Linked DNA regions of Mus musculus: all the other regions are linked to region 3. Evidence: chromatin loops called from intact Hi-C (ENCODE). Cell type or tissue: heart. All regions are shown on one strand. Each heading gives the region's core, and the rest is flanking DNA. Links, peaks and the distances in the headings are about the cores only.

The links. A loop is a pair of places that touch in the nucleus more often than their neighbours do. Peaks named below come from ENCODE experiments on the same cell type or tissue, not always from the same donor. Only the 100,000 strongest peaks of a DNase experiment are listed, where the experiment ranks them.
Region 1: it touches region 3 in a loop (2.7-fold over the local background); 2 of 42 quality-filtered maps call a loop at or near these places.
Region 2: a loop joins it to region 3, with 3 times the contacts of the local background. A loop is called at or near these places in 4 of 42 quality-filtered maps.

The regions. Positions count from the first base shown.
Region 1 is chr1:135,777,367-135,785,451 of GRCm38, reverse strand. It overlaps a transcript of Tnni1 not described here. Among named protein-coding and RNA genes, the nearest start is that of Phlda3, 15 kb to the right of the region's middle. In heart, for the core only: a CTCF peak has its summit at 3,979 (motif pointing right); a DNase peak (open chromatin) is centred at 4,011; H3K4me3 peaks cover 6 bases; H3K27ac peaks cover 1,236 bases.
Region 2 is chr1:135,167,693-135,175,777 of GRCm38, reverse strand. No RefSeq gene overlaps it. Among named protein-coding and RNA genes, the nearest start is that of Gpr37l1, 4.1 kb to the right of the region's middle. In heart, for the core only: CTCF peaks have their summits at 3,646 (motif pointing left) and 4,358 (motif pointing right); DNase peaks (open chromatin) are centred at 3,507 and 5,947; H3K27ac peaks cover 298 bases; H3K27me3 peaks cover 2,110 bases.
Region 3 is chr1:135,540,179-135,548,263 of GRCm38, reverse strand. The region is part of intron 1 of Nav1 (neuron navigator 1); the gene reads left to right. Among named protein-coding and RNA genes, the nearest start is that of Gm32940, 32 kb to the right of the region's middle. In heart, for the core only: a CTCF peak has its summit at 3,313; DNase peaks (open chromatin) are centred at 3,253, 4,763 and 5,243; H3K27ac peaks cover 2,181 bases.

The DNA.
Region 1 (8,085 bases), core at 1,047-6,046, 240 kb before region 3:
TGTCTCAGACAAAAACTGGGGACCGCTCATCGGATGGCTCAGAGGAAAGGATGTGGAGGAAACGGAACCTGTGCGTTGTTGGTGGAAGGACAATGGGGTAGTCATGCAGAAAACAGCATAGCAGAGCCTCACATCTGAAAAACAAAGTTACCAGGGGCTGGGGAGAGATTCTCCCACTGAAACCTGGCTGCTTGGAGAGGACTGGGTCTCAGTTCTCAGCACTCATGTGGTGGGATCTAGATATAACTGTAACTCCAGTTCAAGGGCATCTGACACTCTCATGTGATCTCATCAGGTGCCAGGCACACGTGTGACACACATACATACCTGTAAGCAGACACTCGGACACATAACATTTAAAATTTTTATTTAAAAAATTGAAATGGATTGTGTGATACAGGAATTCCACTTTGGGACATGTATACCCAAAACATTCGAAAGTAGAGTCAGCCACGGCGGTACACACCTGTAATCCCTCAGTTCTGGGAGGAAGAGGCAGGAGGATTGAGGCCAGGCTGGGCTATTATTGAGCGAGCGAGGCACTGTCTCAAAACGTCAACACAAAGATTTGAAAGTAGGATATCCGCACACTCCTTCCCATTACCGCATGATTCACGGCAGCTGGAGATCCAGTGACAGAGAAATGGGCCAGCACAATATGGCATGTGCACACAATGGAATCAGGTTCCACCCTCAAAAAGGAGGAGCGTCTGACAGCAGCGACAACATGGGTGAACGTTGACAATACTATTGGGGAAAAAAAGTCACACAAAGACAAATGCTACGTGGGTCCCCTTCTGTGGGGTTCCCAGAGTAGTCGAATTCAGCAGGCAGAACATGGAAGGGAGGCTTCTAGAGCTAAAAGGGGTGGAGGTGGGTGCTCTATCAGAGCTTCCGTTTTGCCAGACAATTAGTGCTGTAGACTAATACTGCTGACCGTCACACCCCAGAGTGAATGTTCTTAACGTCCCTGAAAGTGACATTACCCTTAGCTATGATCAACATGGCAATGTTCATTCATTTATTCATGCAGTTGTTCTGAGTATTGAGACAGGGCCTCTTATGGCCCAGGCTGACCCTGCCACATCACTAAGGCTGGCCTTGAACTCATAATCCTCACGCCTTTCTTTACCCAAGTGCCAGGATTACAAGTACAGGCCACCATGATCATAGGTAAATTTTACTATGTTTATTTGGTCATAGTAATTTCTTGTAAAAGAACGAGCTGGAAAGAAAAAAAGCACACTGGGAATAAAGTCCCTAGGTGAGGAATGAGGGAAGCTGGAAGCACGCAGGGCACCAGGAAATGAAGGGCATTCGCATCCCAGAGGCCGTGGCTTTCTCAGGAAGGAAGTTAGAGTAGCTGACTGAAACAGAAGACAATGGAAGCCAGTGACAGAGAGTGTGAGCAGTGAAGTGTGTTCCGCCCATGCCTGGCCTTCTCTGGCTCAGGAGCATGAAGGGCCTGCTAAGAATGAAAGTTCTGGGTTGGAGAGATGGCTCAGTGGTTAAGAGCCCTGACTGCCCTTCTGGAGGTCCTGAGTTCAAATCCCAGCAACCACATGGCAGCTCACAACCATCTGTAATGGAATCCAATGCTCTCTTCTGGTGTGTCTGAAGACAGCTACAGTGTACTCATATACATAAAATAAATAAATAAACATAAAAAAAAGAAGAATGAGCCGGGCGTGGTGGCACATGACTTTAATCCCAGCACTTGGGAGGCAAAGGCAGGATTCAAGGCTACACAGAGAAACCCTGTCTCGAAAAAAACAAAACAGAACAAAACAAAAACAAAAACAAAACAAAAAAACAAAAAGAAAAAAATGAAAGTTCTGTATATTCATCTAACCCCTACCGGGAGATGGAGTTCTGGGAGAAGATGGGGTTGGGGGTGGCTGGTGGGCAGGATTGGTACCCTTATAGAACAGACTTGAGAAAGACAAGGATTTTTTTTTTCTTGACTGTGTAGCTATAACAAAAAGGCGGCTGGCTGGCTGTCAACCAGAAAGGGCGCTTACCCTCAGACAAAGCATCGGCTCTCTTCTGACAGTGGATTTCCATGCCTCCATGAATGTTGACAAGCGCATCCCGTGTGCTCTCAGAATGCAGGAGCATGAGAGCTGGATCTTAGGACAGTGGCTAAGACGGTGACGTAGGTAACTCAGAGTTTCCCATGGGGATTGCAGGTCCAGGACGGTGGGAGGAGTGAGGGAGCTGCAAGCAGAGGCAGAGGCTGGAGAGTGGGCGCTGAGATGTTTATCACTCCTGCTCCCGGCCACTGTTCACAGTGAAGCATCAATAACAAGGTCTGGCTCCTACCTCCTCCAGAGCGTCTATGCTTCATGGTGGAAAGACAATGAACTTCAACTCGCTGCCAGCAAACTGGATGACCTTGGGCTGCTTACATAGCCTCGGTGAACTCCAGGCTCATCCATAGATCGGAGCCGGGATGCCACCACCCTGCTATTGTTGAGAGGATCTGATGAGGTCACTTCAGTAAAAAGAGCCTTTGTGAGTCACCGAGAGCCGTGCTGGCCTTTGACTGGAACCCCATGAACTAAGCATTCATGAAGGAAGTCCCAGGCAGGAGCAGAGGAGCGGGGCTGAATGTCCCTGAGTAGGCTTACTTGAGACTCTCATTCCTAGGCACATGGGGATTCTAAGGCCCACATAAGAGTCAGAGGCTTCAGGAGGTAGACAGTCACGGGGGGGGGGGCAGCGGCAACTGCACAGTTGACATGTTGGGAAATAACTATAACTGTTTCATATTTGCAGTAGTTATGGTACCCTGCACACTCAGTCAGCAAACAGAGACCCTTTGCTCTTAGGAGAAACATAGGGTTCGGTACCCAGGAGCCCCTGGACACAATCTGATATCAACAAATGAATTCATAGCATGTACCGAGGGCATTTCTGTTTAAAGACACCATATTGAATACACACTGCCCATTAACATCGAATTCATAGGCAACAGCAAATAGTGCACCCCTCCATGAAAATGATCTATCTTATATACTTTGTCCATGAGGCATATTGCAGTCTGTTAGTACTTAGGAACCTCAGAGTACTATACTTGATAATGATTTGTAAGATCACTAACAAAAAGCATAAATATACCCCCCCCATGGCACTACATAAACTTTGAGAGAACACTTGTTGGGACTGGAAAGCTGACTCAGCCACTAGGAGTGCTTGTTGCTCTTAAAGAAGACCCAGGTTCAATTCCCAGCACCCAGTTCTGAGGGATACTTTCTTTTAACTTCTGTAGAAAGCAGGTACACACTAGGCATACATATATATCCTCAGGCAAAAGGCTCATACATATAAAAGTGAACAAAAAAAGTCTCACAGGCTGTGAGGCCGGAGAGTCACCTTGTACTCCGTAGGAAATGTGTGTGTGCTTCCAACAATTAGAATTGTCCAACACTCTGCCTGTTACAGATGACCCCGACTCCCACAACTGATTTATATAATTACAAAGAAATATTAGCAAAGAACAGTAACTCCCAAACATAAAATCCAACATAACAGGCACTAAAGGTTGCTCTCCTCATTTCACAAGATGGAGATACGAAAGCTCATGGGGTGACTAGCTGACAACTAGCTGATAACTAGTAGATCTAGAATTCAAACCCGGAAGAATCTTCTATGGTTGGGGTTTTAGCAGTATTAGAAATTGTCTTCCTGTCCACACTCGTTCCTTTTATTAATAAAGCTCTAGGCCCAAAGAGGATGGCCAGCCACAGACACTTGAGGCAATCCCGGCATGCATTGCGGGGCTTGGGCATGTGTACAGCCCCCCCCCCCATAACAGCGCCCTCTGTTTCATCAGGTGCCTGGCTTACCTGCGTTATTTATACCTTCGAAGCTCCCAAAGTATTTCTCTCTCATTGTTTCCAGGAGTCAGGGAAAATCACACTGGGAAACGCTCAGCCAGGGAACTTGTGTGTTTACAGGTCGGACCACCAGGGGTCGCTCCTCCCCATATGCGTGCGCTCCGTGTCTCCTAACCGGTCCACCCACAAGCACAGGAAGGCCACAGCTAGCCAGAGTGGTCCAGGCAAAGGCATAGAACAATGGGCTGATTGATGCAAATGGACCATGAAAGACAAATTGTTCCGATGAAGTACATTCCAGGCTCCTGCCAAACGCCCAGGGTGTGTGGAATTTCAAGGAAAAGCTGAGTGGATTTGGGCTGTCCCCGTGGCCCTTGGGCTTCCCTGCTGCGGCTTTCAGCACCTCTTTTTCCCTAGAATGTTGATGACTTGGCCCAGGTTCCCAGGAGACTGCCCTCGATGGATGGATGGATGGATGGATGGATGGATGGATGGATGGATGGATGGATGACGGTGAGGAAGGAGAGGGATCAAATGCACAATGAAACATCGTGACCATCACAGTAGATAAAGTCCTGGCTCCCACCCCAGGTGACTCTGGGCTCTTGAACATAAAAGGCTTTAGCAAACTGTTCTTTGCTCAACTCCCAAACCCACACCCAGTGCTTTATGGCCCCAGAGCATCCTTTTCTTCTCTCTAGATAGCCCCGGGGGGAACTTTCCTCTCTTTGGATCTGTTTTCCCACCTGTCAGTGTGGTTAATCATCCTGTACTCATCTCCAGGGGGTCATTGTGGGGATCAAAGGAAAACTATGTAGAAACGTTAACATTTCTGTCCAAGGAAAGCTACAAACGCACGCCCACCTCCCCCAGGCTCCAGTGACCAGAGCTTGTTCCCAGATCCATTCTGGCTCCCTGGAGACCTCCAGGTGACCCCAGTCCCAGCACAAGTCACACAGGATGAGCCTCTTCAGCAGCCTCTTCAGGATCTGAACCTCCAACCACTGCCATTCCCCAAACCCCCCAGGGCCAGGGAGGGTGGAGCAGGATCTAAAGGCTGAAGCCTGCACAAAGATTCCTTGTCCTGCTGGGCAGCCTGGCACCGGCTGTCCCATCTTGAGAGGGCTCTCTTGAACTATTGTGTTTCTGTTGTGGCCTGAGGGACAGGCGGCTCAGAGCCCACCAGGGCCAGGCCTGGCTCACCATGCTTATGCCCATTCCACCGTGTGGTGTCTGGATCACCGCAACTCAGACTTCTTATGGCTCTTAGAGTCTTCTTCCTCCCAGATATTTACTAGGATCTGTTCTCCACCCGACATGTCTAGTGTTATGCATGGCCTCTGCTCGCTTATCTCCACAATCCAGCCGCTCCTTATTAGTTTGCTATCTTTTTCTAATTAACCAGTTAGTAATTCATATCAGATGCCCAGCAGCTCTAACCCACATGCAACATTCAGTAAGATACTATTATTACTCAGCTTCATGGGGTATCTGAGGATGGCAGGTGACCAATAATCTAGCATCATATAAATATGATGTCAGAGGAGGCCAAATGGGACTGACAAGATGGCTCAGCAGATAAAGGAGCTTGCTGCCAAGTGGGACAACCTGAGCTTGAGTCTAGGGACCCATGTGGCAGAAAAGAAAACCAACCCATGCAAGTTGTCTTTTAAGAGAGAAAGAGAGAGAGAGAGAGAGAGAGAGAGAGAGAGAGAGAGAGAGAGAGAGAGAGATGCATTTGCCCATATACATGCAAAGAAAAATGAGTTAATTAACTTTTTAAAAATTAAAGAAGATGCAGAAAGGGGAGCTAAGCGTGTAGCACAGTTGCAAAGCACATTCCTAGCAAGTGTAAGACTCTGGGTTTGATCCCCAGGACCAGGTGGGGAAACCACTTCATGTTAAAGCAGTCTTGGTAGTGCACAGCTGTAGTCTCAGCACTCAGCAGGCAGAGGCAGGAGAACTCAGCATCTGGAGCTAGCCTGGGCTACATAGGGAGACAGGAAGGGAAGGAGTTGGGGAGAAAAAAAAAGAGGAGAAACTGCTTGAAGGAGCTGGAAGCTGTGAGTATCCATTGAATCATTTATAGAGAATTTAGTATCTGCCAAAGACAAAGAACCACAGCCCCTGCTCCCTGGACAGCGCCCATCCTGCACGGAGAGGGTTAGGCAAGCAGCTTACTGTCAGCAGCCCTGCCCTGGGGCAGGTGCGTGCGCCTGCGTGCGTGTATGTGCACGTGCACAGGGCATGGCCAGCTGGTACAGTGTTTAACCCAGAATCCCCATACTCTGGCTCAGAACAACGGGCCAGCCGGGGATGGGGGGAGGGGGGCGCTAGCAATAGCTGCAAAGGAGGCTCCTGTGCCCCAGGCCACGCCCATATTGCTGTGGCCCATACCAAGAGTTAACTCGCCCATTCCTTCCTGACTTTGGGCAGGAGGGTCAGTCTCAAGTTCCCTCAATAAACAGTACCAGGGCCAACTGCCAGCATCGCATACAGCTGCAGAAACCCTGCTTGGCCCTGAAGAGGCCTCCGCCTCTTCTCAGCTCAGCCCAAAGGGAGGGTCCACAGGTCTGGAAGGAGTTAAGTCCACAGGATGCACCCAGGACCCAGCTGTTTCCGTGGGCGGGCGGGCAGGGGATTTAGAGTCTTGCAGCCTCCCACACTTTGGGGCTGAGCAGCCTGTGCAGGAGAGAGATGCTTCTCTCACACAGTGACAAGAAAGCAGAGCTCTCGCTGCGAGGTCAGACTCTTCTGTCTCAAAGCCAGGGCCTCCCACGCGGCGCCAGGGGGAAGGTGGGGGCAGGAAGGAGAAGCCTGGGGTCCACAAGAACCCTGGCTCTGAATATCGAAATGGATAAAAACAGAGCTGACCGTGCCTGTCCTGGGCCTCTATTCATGTGGAGACAGTAGTCAGAGACAGGGAATTCAAACGCTGGGAATCTAGAGTTTCCAGAAGGGAATCTAATACTATGCTGCCCATCAGTGTGTGCCTCAGTGTGTCCCTTCTTGATGAGCCCTTTGGGGGTAGTGACTAATGGAGCCCCAAACATCCATATTCTAATCCCTCAGACCTGTGGCCACATTAAGCATCCTGAGTTGGAAGGATAACTTTGATGACCCCTGTGGAGGGTGAACACCACCACGAATGTCCTTGCAAGAGGAAGACACACGGACACGGCTGACAGACAGACCAGAAGACACTGTGCCCACTGAGGCAGGGACCTCTAGCTCTGCATAAACTATGCCGTACTTGGAGTCACTTGAGGCAAAAGAGACCAGACTCTCCTCACCTCCAACCCACAGAAGGAGTGCAGCCCACCCATATCTTGATTTTGGCCTGTAGATGGCTATAGTTTTTGCCCCGCCCAGCCCCACTTCCAGAGATGTGAGAAAATTAACTTCTGTGGGTAAGTAGAAAGTAGGAGAATGCTTTCTGTAAGGATCTACAGAAAGCCAGTTCTGCCAGCCACCTAACTGGATAGATGGAGCAGAGTGTCCTCTACCTAGCGACTCTTTCCCGCTCTGATTGTCCTTTCCTTTTCAAGGAGTCTGCCACCACCAGCTCAAGCCTGTCCTGGAACCATACTTTTCCCTGGCCAAGAACAACGTTCTGGCCTAAGGGCATTGTCCTGAAGAAGGAAGGCAGGAGACCTATGCTTAGCAAACCTTAAGTAGGAGATAAGCCAGCTAGGCTCTCTCAGTATCAGATCTCGATTTCTTGGTGGCTGATGTGGCCTTCAGGCCTACTGGGCCAGCTTGGTGTGGTGGCACAGGTCTGTAATTGGGAATCTTGTACTAAGGAGGCTGAAGCAGGAGAACCTTGAGTGTCCCCCTCCCCAGTCAGCCTGGCCTACATAGAGAGACCCTGACTCAAAACACAAACGACCCCTCGGGTGAGCCATGAGTATCTAGACTCTGGGCTAGCCTGTCTGTCTTCCAATCTACTACCCAAGAAGAGTTTAGTTTTCCAGGAATCAGTAATTACAGGGAGGTCAGCAGACTTTTGGGAAAGCAAGATTCGGTAATGGTGGAGAGAGAGAGAGCCCAGAGTCTCAAACCCTTAGCAATCACTTGTTCGACTCATACTGCACCAGGTACAGAGGTTCGAGGCAATGCAGCCCCTCCTACCTAAAAAGAAAGATTTGTGGTGGCTGGGGCCACTCTTAGTTCCTTGGCAGCAAGATGTATCATCAAAACTGAGGAAAGGGCAAACATCGTATCCAGTAGGTTGTATGCTTTTACC
Region 2 (8,085 bases), core at 1,047-6,046, 370 kb after region 3:
GCTGGAGAGATGGCCCAGCCTTTAAAAGCATTTGCTGGCTGGGTGTAATAGCACATGCCTTTAGCTGCAGCACTTGGGAGGCAGAGGCAGGTGAATCTTTGTGAGTTGCAGGTCAACTTGCTCTCCAAAATTAGACCCTGTTTTGTTTCTCTTGCAAAGAACCCAGGTCTGGTTTCTAGCACGCAGGTCAAGTGGCTACAATGGCTTAAACTCCAGCTCCCAGGGAGCTAATGCTGACTTCTAGCCTATTTGAGCAGACATGTGCTGTACATACAGATAAGCAGGCACACACACACATAAATAAAGTAAAACACCAAGGAAACCCAGTTTCATGTCTTTAAGGCTGGTCTCTAACATGCTCTGAGGCTGAGAGCGACCTTTGACCTTCGACTCTGTCTCCCAGCTGCTGGGATTACCACACCTGGTTACAGTTTTTTTTTTTTTTTTTTAACAAAGTTGAGGCTAGAAGGCAACAAGCATCCTAGGCAAACACTATGGTTTGAGCAACATCCCAGTCCCCCAATACATACTTGCTTTGAGAAATACTTCTAGTTGCATTTTATTAATCTGTGTACATGTTTTGCATATATAGGCACGTGTGTGTACATAGGCACATGTGCATCGGTGAGTGTGTCGATCAGCCGACAATGGGTAAGAATTGATTTTCTCCTTCTACCAAGTAGGTCCCAGGAATGAAACTCAGGTTGTTGGGCTTAGAGGCAAGCACCTTTATCTGATACGCTGCCTTATGTGTCCTCTTAAACATTTTAAGTATCTACCTGAATGCCAGGCACTGAGGACCCAGATAGGAAGACATGGATCACGTTCACCAGATGTTTGGTAACTCCATTGTCTGGGTTCTTCTAGGACCAGTGTACCTCCCTTCGTGCCCTACTTAGGGCTGTGCACAGGAGACCTTCTGTTTGAATATAAAAAGAAAATTTAACGAGTGTATTTTGAACCCCAGTTTAAATCAGAACATCAGAGTCCCCTGGTTCCCTCTCTGGTCCCACCCTTGGGGCAGTCTGAGGCGTGGAAATGTATATTGCATGCAAATGGCCAGGTGTTTCTGTCCCTCCCTTGTACGTTGATAAGTACCAGCTGTTATCATCACAGAAGGCTTACCATTTAAAGTGTTATTTAATTCTGCCAGGAATGGTGGTGCACACCTTTGATCCCAGTGCACGGGACGCTGAGGTAGTAGATGTCTAAGTTTAAGGTCAGCCTGGTCTACGTAGCGAGTTCCAGGTCAGCCAAGGCTACATAGTGAAAATCTACATCAAAAAACAAAAACAAACTCCACCCCAAAATAGAAACAACCATCCCAAATTTACCCTATTTTGAATTTATTTATTTAGTTATTTAGTTATTTAGTTATTTAGTTATTTAGTTAGTTAGTTAGTTAGTTAGTTAGTTAGTTAGTTAGTTAGTTTTTTGAGACAGGGTTTCTCTGTATAGCCCTGGCTGTCCTGGAACTCACTCTGTAGACCAGGCCAGCCTCGAACTCAGAAATCCACTTGCCTCTGCCTCCCGAGTGCTGGGATTAAAGGCGTGCGCCACCATGCCCGGCTTGATTTTGTTTTTTAATTAATTAATTTATTTATTTTTGGCAAGCTAGGGATGGAAGCCAGGACATTGTTCATTCCAGGCTAATTACTTTCCCTCTAAGCCATAACCCAGCGCCGAACCTTTTCATTTATATATAAAAGGCCACACAGTGACCACATCTTACTGTCACAGCATCTTGTGAGACTTCAGAGCCAGGCACCTCTACTTCTCGCCAACGATTAAGTGAAGGGTGAGGCGGTCCCATGGGCTTTCGGGTCCCTGTCCTTTCCCTCCATGCCTTTCACCACCCTTTAGGCTGTTTTGCAGATTCAGCTTTTTAGTGGCCGTATCCTTCACAATAAGGTGAACCCCAATTCTCATGTTCCCTCTTTTTATTTTGAAAACTTATTTATTATTTTTTTAATTATTTGTGTGTCTATATGTGAATTTGTGCTTGTGCATCTGGGTGCAGAGCCCTTAAAGGCCAGAAAAGGGTGCTAGAGCCCCTGGAGCTGGAGTTACAGATTGTCATTAGTCACCGGAAGTAGGTACAGGGAACTAAACATTGATCTGTTCAGGTCCTCTGAACAGAAAACAAGCATCCTTAACCACTGAGCCATCTCTCCAACCTCCCTCTTTATGTTAGTCCCTAGATGTACTTTGGCTGCCTGGAAATTTGCTACACAGTCCAGGCTGCTTCAGACTTGCGCTGATCCTCCTGGTTCTGGCGCGCACTCTCACACACAGCTCAAAGGTGAATTTCACCAGGGCTTCCTCTGCGCCTCACCCTGGCTCTGATCAGCCAGGGCAAAGCCCAACACACAGTAGGTGCTCAACAAATGTTTGTAAAATGAACTACATATGCAACTTTTAGCTCTTTATTTTTTAGTTTATTTGGCTTCTCGAAACAGGATGTCCCTGTTAGAATCTGTCATACTCGATTTTAGCTGTCTCCCGCCTTTCTGCTTTGATTTCTGGCCCTGTTAAAGAAAAATCATAGCTAGCACTCTCTCTCACAAGGGAAGATGTGAATTTTCTCTTGCTAGTGGCTAGTGAGTCATATGGGCTGGAGAGATGGCTCAGAGGTTAAGAGCACTGGCTGCTCCTCTAGAGGACCTGGGTTCAATTCCCAGTACCCACATGGCAGCTCATTCTATAACTTCAGTTCCAAGGGATCTGTGGCACATGGTGCACATGCACACACACATACACACACACACACACACATACATTATGTATGTAGGTGTATATGCACACATATATGCATGCAGGTGAAAACTCATACACATAAAATAAATAAATCTTTTTTTTTTAAGTGAGTCCACATTACCCCCAGTATTCACACCGATTTGATCTTCCCACTTCTCAGGAGCCTGTTGCTGCCCCATGCTATGGGTGAGGAGCCGAAGCAGGGTTAAGCACTTGAGCTACTGAGCAGCTGCGAGTCGTGTACAAGGTGGCATTTGCTCAGTGAAATATGGGCTTGTATTATTTTCTTTGGTGAGGAGTCCTCACCTACTTCATTGCCAGGGAGAGCCCCGGTCTCTGTTTCCCTCTCTCCCTCCCACCTACATAGCATGTTGCATGTAGTCTCTCCCTCCCACCTACATAGCATGTTGCATGTAGTCTCTCCCTCCCACCTACATAGCATGTTGCATGTAGTCTTTAGCTACCAGTGGGGGAAACTCCCAGGTGGAAGCTCGGGGAATTCCTGGGATCATGGAGAGTCAAGGGGAGATTACGCAGGAGCTAAGGTAAGCCAAGTAAGAGGGCTGGCGTAGATCATCTCTGAGCTCTTTGCTGTTACAGCTCTGCACCTTCAGTGCCTTTCTGGGGTTCTCCAAGCAAGTGCTCCTCCGGCCTGGTCCGGAAGCTTCCAGAAGCAGCCGAGGGTGGAGAGCACTTTGCAGGTAGGTGGCCCCTCTGGAGGTGTTGGGTAGCCGTGAGCACACAGTACCACCACCATCTGTGTTTGGATCAGATCTGCAGGCAGCTCACAAGAACTGTGGGCTGGACTTGGGTACTGTGGGCTAGCTAAGGCCGGGGACAGGAGAGGACCAAGGCTTGAGAGCTGTCTTAGTCTCCAACTCTGATTATTTGGTTCCACCTAGTGGCCTCTGGCATTTCAGCTGTCTTACTGGAAATCAGCAAGGAGATTGCATGTCCTTTTAGGCATTTGAAGAAGTGTGTGTGTGTGTGTGTGTGTGTGTGTGTGTGTGTGCATTCATGAATGTGTGCGCCTGTGTACACAAACTCAGAGGGAGACATGGGGTGTCATGCTCCATCACTCTGCCTTATTCCTTTGAGATAAGGACTGTCAGTAAACCAGAGGCTAGCCTGGCTCCAGAGAGCTACAGACATCTTTCTATCTCTGCCCCGTGGCACTGGAGTTATGGGTATATGGAGCCACATTTTTAAAAAAAAGATTTATTTATTATTTTTATGTAAGTCACTGTATCTGTCTTCAGACACACCAGGAAGGGGGGGGGTGTCAGATGTCATTACAGATGGTTGTGAACCACCATGTGGTTGCTGGGATTTGAACTCAGGAACTTCGAAAGAGCAGTCAGTGCTCTTAACCAGAGCCATTTCTCCAGCCCCCAATTAAAAAAAAATATTTCTTTACTTTGTGTGTGTGAATACTTGCACGCATGTATGTCATTCCTCAGCCATTATGTGGGTTCTGGGAATTGAACCCAAGTCCTTTGCAAGACAAGTGCCATCGATTGGAACTCATTTTTTAAAAAAAATGTATTTATTTATTATGTATACAGCGTCCTGTCTGCATGTACACCTACAGGCCAGAAGAGGGCATCAGATCCCATCACAGATGGTTGTGAGCCACCATGTGGTTGCTGGGACTTGAACTCATGACCTCCGGAAAAGCAGTCAGAGCAGTCAGTGCTCTTAACCACTGCGGCATCTCACCAGCCCCTGGAACTCACATTCTTAGCTCTCTTACCCACTGAGTCGTCTTCCAGCTCAAACTACACGGAGTGTCTAGCATATGCAAGCACAATGTGAAGCAGGATGGGCTAGAATATAGAATGAATGAAAAATATGTGTGAATATGAAAGAAAAGCAGAGGCCTAACTCTGGCTTCCATCAGCCCTGTGCTAAGATCTAGCCCAGCGGTTCTCAACTTCCTAGTGCCAAGACCCTTTAATATAGTTCCTCACTGTGGTGGCCCCCCCTCCCCCAGCCATAAAATTATCCCATCGCTACTTTTTTTTTTTTTTTTTTGGTTTCTCGAGACAGGGTTTCTCTGTATAGCCCTGGCTGTCCTGGACCTCACTTTGTAGACCAGGCTGGCCTCGAACTCAGAAATCCACCTGCCTCTGCCTCCGGAGTGCCGGGATTAAAGGCATGCGCCACCATGCCCGGCCCATCGCTACTTTGTAACAAATTTTGCTGCGGTTATGAATCATGGTGTGATCACCTGTGTTTGCCAATGGTCATAGGTAACCTCTGTGAAACGATCGTTCAACCCCAAAGGGGCCGTGACCCACAGGTTGAGAACCACCGATCTGGGTTCCAGCACCTGCCTGTGAAGCAAGCTAGGATCGCACAGTATAGATGTGGCTGCCCGAGTCTGTTGCCGTGGGACTTGGCCTCGCAGGTCTTCCGTTTCCACGTCTGAGAAGTAAAAGGGCTGGCGTAGATCATCTCTGAGCTCTTTGCTGTTACAGCCCTGCAAGCTACAAAGGAGCAGGGGAGGGGTTTAGGGTTGTGAGTCAAACCTTTCTTTCGGATGTCTGGGTCATTTCCTAGCTGAGTGTCCTTGAGCTGGTTTCTTTATCTCTCTGAGCCCGTGTAATGAAGTAAAGGCTACCTGGTAATCATGAGTGTTTAGGACAGAGCCTGGTACTTGGGGAATGCTTAGTACAAATAACGATGACTCCCCTTCACCCAACTAGCTACAGCATAAGGCAGCATAAGGCAGAAAGAAGGTGGAGGATTTTAGTCGCAGCGCAGCCGTTTAAGGTCATGGGAAAGACAAAAAGACCAGAGTGGTTCTGGGGCAGGTTCCTGGAGCAGTTCTCCGGGAGGATTAGAAGAGCCTGGCTGGTTCTGAGCACGGAAGAGCATGTGGTGCTCGGGGCGGGGCCTTAGCGCTTCTCTTAAGTTTCCCGAAGACACAGGATTCCTGTGGGGTCCAAGTGTCCTTTTCCTGATGACATAATCTGGGTCGTGGTGGTGATGAAGCTGGGCTGCTGGCTGGCATGCCAGACTTCAGACAGAGCTCTGGCAGCTCCCCAAGACTCCTCAGCAGAGGACAGACTCTCCTATCTTTCTCTTTGTCTCCTCCTCCTCCTACTCTTTTTCTCCTGGAACCCCTAGTTTTACACAGCATGTCGGGACCTACTGGGTAGGGTGGCAAGTTTCCTGGTCAGGAAGTCTTCTGGGAAAGCTGCTTTCAGATTGAAAGTCTTGGTAGCAGTGGTCAGTTAATGCTTGCCAGTGGACTGTGTAAATAGCTCCCAGTCAGCCCTGTGTCCTGTTTGCTTTGGCCGTTCTCCTTAGCTGCAGAAATCAACATCCCAGTGCTCCGGCATAGATTTCCACTGGTATCCAGAAGGTCTGTCCTGCAGAAATGGACGGGCAGAGTCCGTTCCCTCAGCCTTGATACCTCCCACACTCCCTGCAGTGAACCCCTCAGTGTTGCAGGCTCTCCTGGAAACAATACCTGCTTGTGCTGTTGGGAATCTGCTGCCCATCCTGGCCCCCTTGAAAGTTACCTGGTCAAGTCAATGCTCTTCTTTGTGACAGTGTGTAATATTCTCCCTTGCCTCTGGGATAACATCTTTTTGTTTTGTTTTAGAGTCAGGGTTTCTCTGTGTGGCAGTGGCTATCCTGGAATTCTCTCTGTAGACCAGAGTTGAACTCAGAGATCTGCCTGCCTCTGCTTCCTAAGTGCTGGGATTAAAGGTGCGCACCACAGTGTCTGAACTCCTTGGTCTAGCATACAAAAGCCTTCTTGCTCCTTTATCTGGTGATTCTTGCCCCAACCCCATTGCCCTGCTCTCCATTTCCCTAGCATCCCATCCTCCTGTGAATTATTGCTGTCTGGCAGGAACACCACCCACTTTCAGGACCCTGCCATTTGTGTGCTGTATCTTCTGCCTGGAGCATCTTTCTGTCCATCTCTTAGGAGCCTTTAAGGCTTCACTCCAAAGTCGTTTTGCTTCAGAGAACTTCCAGCCTTCCAGACAGCCCCAGGATCCTCGGACTCTGCCCTGTACCTTGACCCCGCCTTTCACTGCATCTGCCAGGCCAAGGTGTAATCATTGATTTACATCTCTATTTCCTTTCTCTTGACCACACTTTCATAATTTTAATTTCATATTATTATTATTATTATTATTATTGGTTTTGTTTTCATGTAGTTCCAGTGCTGGAGACAAAACCCAGGGCCTCAAACATGCTAGGCGAGGACTCCCACTAAGATATGCCGCCATCCTAGAGTGTCGTGTTTGGAATTTTTCCTTGTAGCTGCTTTCCTTTGGGAGTCTGTGTGGCTAGAAGGCAAGGAATGGGCTCTTGCCTGCTGAGACCAGCATTGAGTTCAAAGGCTATGGAGTCAACTCCATGTTTGAACTTGTGTCAACTACATAGTTATTAAGACTACCACAAATCTTAAAATTTGAACTTGAGATCACAACAGCACTGCCCCACGAAACATATTAAGAACCGTCAAGAGGGCTGGTGAGATGGCTCAGTGGGTAAGAGCACCCGACTGCTCTTCCGAAGGTCCAGAGTTCAAATCCCAGCAACCACATGGTGGCTCACAACCATCCGTAACGAGATCTGACTCCCTCTTCTGGAGTGTCTGAAGACAGCTACAATGTACTTTCATTTCATATAATAAATAAATAAATAAATAAATAAATAAATAAATAAATAAATAAAAATAAATCTTAAAAAAAAAAAAAAAGAACCGTCAAGAACCCAGCTGATAGATGTTGGTGGCTTGCATCTTTAATCCTAGTGGTCAGGAGGCAGAGGCAGATGGATCTCTGAGTTCGAGGACAGCCTGGTTTATAGAGTGAGTTTCAGGACAGCCAGGGCTACATAGAGACCCTGACTTTAAAACAGACAAACAAACAAATAAACAAACAAACTCCAGAAGAATGGTACACCTACCCATGAATCCAATAGTTTTGGCAATTATTATAATTCAAGTTTTGACCTTGGCAAATTAAAAAAAAAAAAAAGGCGCAAAACCAGGATCTTGCTATGTAGCCCAAGCTGGCCTTGAACTCTGTCCCCCGTCTCAACTTCCCAAGGGCTGGGATTACAGGCCATAGTCACCATACCGAGCCTATCTTTCTGTTTTGAATGTAGGATCTGCCTTAGAACTGGGTAGAACTGGGAGATCTATGCTCCAATTATAGTCTGCCTCTCCATCACCTGAAAACCTCATTTCCCCGGTTGCAGTGATTGGAGCAGGTCCCTCGAGGGATCCTCAATCTGCCCCGCTGTGGTCTCAGAGCCTGAAAACGGATGTGGTCGGGAATGCAATGTGTGCGGCCAGGA
Region 3 (8,085 bases), core at 1,230-6,229:
AAAGTCCTCCCCCCAGTGATGGTGGCTGAGGATCTGCAACACAGAAGGCGGTCCCAGGAACTACAGTCCTCTGGGAAGCATCCCTGCACCAATGTCAGTTAGCATCAAGGCTGAGGTCGCATCAGATGCTGTGTGGGTGGTATTGGGTTCAGGGAGCTGGAGGGGTGAATAGCTTCCATGGCTGGGGGCATCCCCTTTTTCTGGGGCAACCCTACAAAGCCCAAATTTTACCCTCAGCTTTCTCCCTCAGAATCTTTAAAATCAGTCCTACACCCTCCATTGTCAGGCCTGGTCTGAGGGCCACAGCTTTGCCATCTTGACAGAGTCATTGCCACTGACAGGTTCTGGGAGGAAGGGTGGCATCTTATAGGAACAGGTCTGAGGGAGAAAGGCCCCGTCCTGGGGGTGGAGCTACATGAAAGGCAGCCACATATTTAGCTAGGTTTTAGCTTCTGCTCCTGATTGCCACTAGATCTAGTCATGCTCTTGGCAAGTTTATGTCTGACCCACTTTGGCTCCCAGTGTGAGAACCCTGAGAACCTGAAGATGGGCGCACCCGTATAATGGACTGGATTGTGTGCAAAAGCTGGGACACACGATGTAATCCCACCCAGGGGGCTGATTCTGGAGGAATGAAGGGAGGCTCAGGGCAGGGGGTGTGTGAGACTTCTGGAGAAAGAGCTGGTGGCATTACACAGCCTCATTCCAACGGACTCTGACATGTCACACAGTGCCTAGCACTTCCAGGAATGCTTTGTGGCTAGGCTGCAATGGTTATGTAGCCAACGTGGCAAGGTCACTGTCGAGAACTTGAAAGTGTGGCTAATGCCGTTGAGGGAATTACACCTTAGCTAGCTCAAATATAAAAGGTGTTCAACATTCTTAAATCAGAAAAAAACAAAACAAAACAAAAAACACATATTGGATCTATGGTGAGATAGCCTGGCACACTGGGCTGGCCAAGGTGTGATAGACAGTAGCAAGTGTTGCTGAGGCTGGGCAGAAGCCAGAAAGAGACAGCATACAGACACCTTAGATGACAGTGTAGCCGTTCCTCAAAGTGTTAAACACACAACTACCACATGATCCTAAGCACATTAGGAATATAACACGTATACGCCTAAGCATACACTCAAGAGAAAGAGAAGCAGACGTCAACACATATGTGACTTTCATGGCAGCATTATTCATACTGGGCAAAAAATAAAGATGAAGCCAATGTCCATCAAATGATGGCTAGATAAGCAAATATTATCCACACCGTAGAATATTATTCAGCCATGAAAAGGAACAGAGGGGTGAAACATACTACAGCGTAGACCAACTTGGAAGGCAGTGCAGAGTGACAGAAACCACAAAGGTGTGTGATTCTGTTTGTGTGAAGGATCCTGAGTAGGTGGACCTACAGAGTCAGAAGGCAGACTAGCATTTGCCAGAGTTAGAGGAAGGAGAGGATGGCAGGTGTGTGCTTAGTGTACAGGCCATACACTGGGGGTGATAAAATTACATGAGTGATGATGTACAGACATGCTGGAAGCCATGGAATCATATATTTTAAAAAGTGGACTTTATGGCGTGTGATTGAGCCTCGTCTGCATATCTCACCCTCTCTAGCTCGTGGTGCCAGGATTGGACGAGGCTAGACCATCTGCTTTCACATTTTGGCTTTGCCATGTGCTGCTGTGTCATCCTGGGCAGCAGTCTCAGCTGCCATGAACTCTGGTTTTCTCAGCTATGAAATCGGGGGTAATAAATAGACTGGCCCAGGCGTGTCCTGCAACCAAACAGGGTTCATATCCATAAAGCCTCTAGGACAGTACCTGGTATCAGAGACAGAAGAGTTCGCCACCACCTAGGATTACTGGGGTCACAGCCAGAAATCCCCCAGGCCTCTTCCAGTGCTCTGCATGCCTGATCCCAGCCCCTCTCCTCTTCTTCTGACTCCCTGCAGATGGCTCTCTGCTGTGTAAACTGTTGCTATAACAACCATTCCCTGTTCCCAGAAGCTGCTGCACAAGAGACCTCATCATCTTCAGCGCAGGGTGTCACAGGAAGGCTCTGGGCATTGTTAAAATAGGAAGCATTTCCAGTAAAGGTAAACCTTGAGGTTCACCGGGCAGGAGATCCCATGCTTGCCCTTAGCAGCGACCTGCCCCAGTGTCTGAGACAGGCAGACTGTCTCCTCTGCCGGAGACCTGCTCACAAGCCCAGTCTAGTGTCAAATCTTCAGAATCCTCTCTTACCCTGTTACCTGGTGTTCAAAGGAAAAGGGGTGGGAGGAATTTTTTTAGAATTGTAATAGAAAAAAATAGACCTAGCCAGGTGGTGGTGGCAGCAGCTGCAGCACAGGCCTTTAATCCCAGCACTCAGAAGGTAGAGGCAGGTGGATCTCTGAGTTGGAGGCCAGCCTGGTCTGCCCAGTAGGTTCTAGGACAGCCCGGGCTGCACAGAGAAATCCAGTCTCAAAAACAAACAAACAAACAAAACAAAGAGAGACGGAGAGAGGGAGGGAAGGAAGGACAGACAGACAGGCAAACTGACCTTACAACAGTTATTCCAAACAGGGTCCTCTTCTGGTCTAATTGTCCTGGATCTAGCAAAGCCTTCCCCAAGTGTGAGCCATTGAGAAGTAGCTGTCCCCTGGTCCTGTAAGCTTACTCCCCAAGTTCTTTGCCAAAGGCTGCAGAGTGAAGCTGAGCTGCACACCATTGCAGCGAGCTTTCTGCCTTCAGCTCACTGCAGAGACCTCCTCTCTTCCCAAAAGGATCCTGATGGGGGTCATAATGGAAGGAGTCTGTCCTCCTTCCTCTTCCAGAAAGCCACCCGCCCAAGCACACTGCAAAAGAGCAGAAATGAGACCTCCAGAGAACAGACTCGGACCCCACACAGGTCTCCAGGTTGCTCATTGTTTTGAAAGGCAAGCTGGATTCTCTCTCAAACTTTGGCTCTGAATATGAGCTTGCCAGGGGAGTCTGTGGGTCTCCAGAGCCTACTGGGTAAGCCAGGCCCTGCTCTTAAAGTGGTCCACTAGGAACAGGGCATGCACCTGGGTAGATGGTGTAGCAAAATCAATGCTGCAAACTCTGGGCTCTTCTCCAAATGTGCTAACCTAGCCAGGGTGGGGACTGGGGGTTACGAAGAATGTCTGCCCCAGGAGTGCAGCGCCTGGAAAGAAGCAATCCTAAGCAGAATTCAGAGGGAGAGGCCTTTGGGCAACTTCTCCCAAGCCCTGAGAGCTAGACAGCTGCCCTTCTTACAGCATTGCGGCATCAATGCAAAGGGAGGCTGCAGGCGGCTAAGGACCCATAGCACCCCCGTGTGGTTGTTCTCTGCAACAAGTCCCAAAGACCTGGCAAGATTTTGGTGGCTGTGTTTCCGGAAAGAGAGCAGAGAGCTGACTTGTGCCAGCAGTGTTTCTCCATCACTTTGAGTGGGGATGTGGGGGTGTTGAGCTCTGGTGCTTTGTCGGGTCTCCTGTTCTCGCAACGTTTACACAAATGCAAAGTAGGACAACCCTCTGGTCACAGCACCTGATTTTGGAGCTGGCAACGCAGCAGATTTTTCCGGAGCCACCTCCAGCCGGCTAAACCAAAAACTCTCGGGTTGAGCATTATACAGACCTCAGCCTAGCACAAAGTCACAGGACCACACTGGCAGAGCTTAGTCAACTACACCGCTCCCTTACTTACAGATCAGGAAACTGGGGCCCGGGGAGAAGTCATTTACCCAAGTTCCACAGCCGGTTGATGGTGTTCCCTTGGGACTTTTACCTCAATGAAAATCAAAACTGGGGGGGTGGGGCTGGAGAGATGGCTCAGAGGTTAAGAGCACTGACTGCTCTTCCCAAGGTCCTGAGTTCAAATCCCAGCAACCACATGGTGGATCACAACCACCTGTAATGAGATCTGATGCCCTCTTCTGGCGCATCTCAAGACAGCTACAGTGTACTTACATATAATAAATAAATAAATCTTTAAAAGGAAAAAGAAAAAAAACGAAAAAGAAAAGAAAATCAAAACTGCACATGAACTGGGGAGACCCCTGCCTGGAAAATTCCAGGCTGTAGCTGCCTATATACATCCTTCTCTTATTTAGGCCCAAGTTTGTTTGTAGCTCTAGTTTTTGTCTAATGGCCCCATATAGCCAGTGCGTTTGCTTTTTTTTTTTTTTTTTTTTTTTTTTTTTTTTGTCCTGGCTCTGTCTGGTGCCTCGTGATGTTTCACCCATCAGGAGAACTCCAGGCAGCCCCTTGACTGAGTAGGTTCAGGGTTCTCTAAGGTAAAGAGGAAAAGCCTGGGAGCTCCTTTGGGGAGCAGGGGTGCACAGGGTTTGCTGCACTGCGGGGTTCCGTGTCAGCTGCCTCCTGTATTGTGACTTAAGTGGGAGGAAGAGAGAAATGACGAGATTAGGAACAGAATAAATAGTTTCCTGCCTGCCTGCCTTCTCCGCGACAGTGGGTGTCTCTGGCATGGAGGCCCACCCACCCTGCCCCCTTCTAGGACCTCTGAGGTCAGCAGATGATTTGGGAAGGGGTGAGGAAAGAGGGTGGAGTTGCCCCTCAGACAAGGTTCTGGGCTCTATCCTCGAGCAGGGGAGATCCGTGTCACAGGTCACTTGTCAATTGTTAGCTTTCCCGGCTACTGTGCCCGAGTCAGCGTTTACAGGGGGTGGGGATGAATCCAGTCCAAGGTGACTGGTGCAGATCCCACAGAACTGCCGAGCTTAACCCTGAGCCTCTGGGCACCCTGGGATGAACCTGGGGGTGGCCAGCCTGGCCTGCTCTTGCCGGAGTGGGTAGATTTGTGTCTTTGAGTGGAGGAGAGGGGAGAAAAAGATTCCAATTCCCAGAGACATCTGACCCACTGAAACACAAAGTACTGCTCAACAGGTCCTGGCAGCTGTGTGTGCAACTCCCCAGTGTCTTTCCATTGTTGCAGTGAGTCCTGGGACAAAGTGGCCTTCTGGCTAGGGCTGGAATCTTGTTTTTTGGGGTTTGTTTGTTTGTTTGTTTTCAGCCAAAATTGTGATAGATTTCCAGAATTTAAAGATCAGACTCCTGTACTGGGGATCAAATAGGGTTAGGGAATTTTCTTCCTCTGAAGAGTTGTTGATATGTGTGTGTGAGAGAGAAACAGACATGGAGAGGCCCAGTGCTTCCTGTTTCCAGGTCGTTTAGGCTGGCCTGGATTTCTACATGGATCAAGGCCCAGACCATCCCCTGTGGTTAATTCTGGCTGTGACTTACCTCTTCTGTAGATACAGCTGAGCGTCTCAGCCCACAGCACTGGACAGTGAGAAAAAGAGCCCACGCCAGGAGTCACGGCAGCCCTGAGTCCCCTCTGTGGGCTCAGAGGAGAGGTCATTTCCCGTCCTTAATGTGAGAGGGTGGCAAATGCTTTCAAGCCCTCTCTTGGCTCACTTCCGTCCCTCCTGGGGGCCTGTGCCTCACCCAACCATTCACAGTAAAAGCCTTTGTAGAGGGAAGGTGCAGCTCCAAGCTAGTTTTCAGTTACCCTCCCCTGAGCTACATGGCTTATGGGTTCTGAAACATTGGTGAAGGTAATTAAAGCTTCAATAGTCAAAAGTTATTGCAGTTTACTTAATTGCTGGCTAATAATTAAAACCTCACAGATCGTGGGGAAACCTGACTACTGGGTGATGGATCCCCCTGAGCCTCCTCCTTCTAGAACTTGCCTGAATCTGTTGGGGCTTTTACCCTGAACTGGAGGTTCACTGTCCAGTATGATCTTACAGCTTAGCCTTCTGGTTCAAGCAAGTCCCTATAGCTAAGTGCATCCCACAGGCAGGACTAGCCCTGAGAAAAGCAGCTAGTCAGGCTTGCTGGTGCAGCAGCGAGGTTTGCTGAGTATACCTCAGATGCTACTAGGTCCAGGTGTTAAGGCCTCAGCAAAAGAAAACAGGCTCCCACCTGTTGGTTGGTGGCCGAGTGTGGGGCGCTTCAGCCTCGCTGTCTGCCCACTTCTGCCTTCTGCCAGGTCGATCCCAGCTGTCTGTCCAGGCAGTTTGCTGTGTGCCAGGCTCTACACTAAGTGTGATAGTGAGCTAGGCCCTTAAGCCTCGCTGCAGTGAGGTCATTCCACTCTCTATTTAGCAGAAAGCAAACCGGTAGCAAGATGAAGTAACCTGTTCAGGGCCAGCCCGGCTGCGGAGAGGCAGTGGGTGGACCTAGATGGTGGGTTTTCTTTTTTTCTTTTTTTTTTCCATTTTTTATTAGGTATTTAGCTCATTTTCATTTCCAATGCTATACCAAAAGTCCCCCATACCCACCCCCTCCACTCCCCTACCCACCCACTGCCCCTTTTTGGCCCTGGCGTTCCCCTGTACTGGGGCATATAAAGTTTGCAAGTCCAATGGGCCTCTCTTTGCAGTGATGGCCGACTAGGCCATCTTTGGGTTTTCTTCTTGATACTAAAAACTGTGTTGTTTTTGTTGTTTGCTTGTCAGTTTGAGACAGGGTTTCTCTGTGTAGCCCTGGCTGTCCTGAAACTCACTCTGTAGACCAGACTGACCCCAAACTCAGAGTTCTGCTGGCCTCTGCCTCTCGAATGCTCAGATTAAATTAGTGAGCCACAGCTACCGGCCTAAGATCTATGTTCTTGACACCACAGTGAAAGTCCGTTTCTCCCCGGTGTCCAGCTCTTTAGCTTAGCAGGAAACCTTGTCTTAGCATTCTTGGGAGGCCTGTTCCCCTTGTCTGATGCCGGGCAGGTAGAAGGAATCTGTTCACATCACATACACACACACACACACACACACACACACACACACACACACACACCCTGGACCTTTCCTTCTCAGATGCAGACTGCCTCTTTTCCTCATGAATGTCTTAGTCACCTTCCTGTCTCACAATGGGAGGTAGAACCGCCCAAACCACTCCATGTGTGTATCTGCAGGATTGTAGAAGACTGTATGGACACACCTTGGTGAGATGTGCATATTCTGAGGCAAGGTATTATAATGGAAAGAATAGGGGAGTTGGAATCCAGACAAATATAACGAATCAAATGAAATACCACAAAGTCATATGTTTAGCGTCCTGCCTCACATGGGGCAAACATGGGGCTCCGGCATTACTGTGTGCATGCACCTGTGTGTCAAGTGTATTTGACTGATGATCTGTAGTGAGACTCCTCAGACACACATGATACACACACACACACACACACACACACACACACACACACATATCCTGGGAGCCATGATGTGCTCTGCAAAAGCTTAGCTGTAACGTGCACAGAGGTCTCACATAGGTTGGAAACATCCTGAACAGTAGGAAGAGACTCCTCCGTCTTTGACAGACCTCAGCATTTTCCTCCCAGACCACATCCTGAGACCACAGGGTTGACCGAGACACGGAGAGGCAGCCTCCAAGACATCGGGACATAACCAGGAGAATAATGTTTTAGGTAATGTTAATGTCATCACAAATCGCTAGTGCTTTGAATGGCTCCATCCCTTCCCAGATCTTCATTCTCACTGCAGACAGTGAGAGAGAGGCTGGATGCTGGGGTAGAACAGGGCACAGAGGGGCGAGGGTAAGGGGTAGGGTGAGTTCTTTGGAAAATATAACTTAATAAAGGCTAAGCATGGAAAATTTACTTGGAGATCAGAAGTATAACTATCACCCACACACACATACATACCACACACACACACACACACACACACACACACACACACACAGAGCAGACCCAGCTGTGGAAATGTAAGGTGTCATACTGTATCTGGCCACTAGGGGCCACTGCTGAGGCACCCATGGAGCTTTAGGGTGTAGCCGCTTCTGGAGAATCCCAGCCAGGGCACTGAACAGATCCGGCCATTCCCGTTAAATCAAGCCTTCTTGCCTCTCTAAGCCTACCCTGGGGTCTGCAGATCACTCTTAGTCTCTCTGCCATCCCTAGATGGCTGTGCTCCTGCACCTTGGCCTCCCACCTCTATGATACGCAGGACTGGGCCAAGCCATTTCCAGAACCTTGGTATTTTTGGTTTTTGAAGAGTCGTCCTGGTGTGTGTGTGTGTGTGTGTGTGTGTGTGTGTGTGTGTGTGTGTGTGTGTACACTA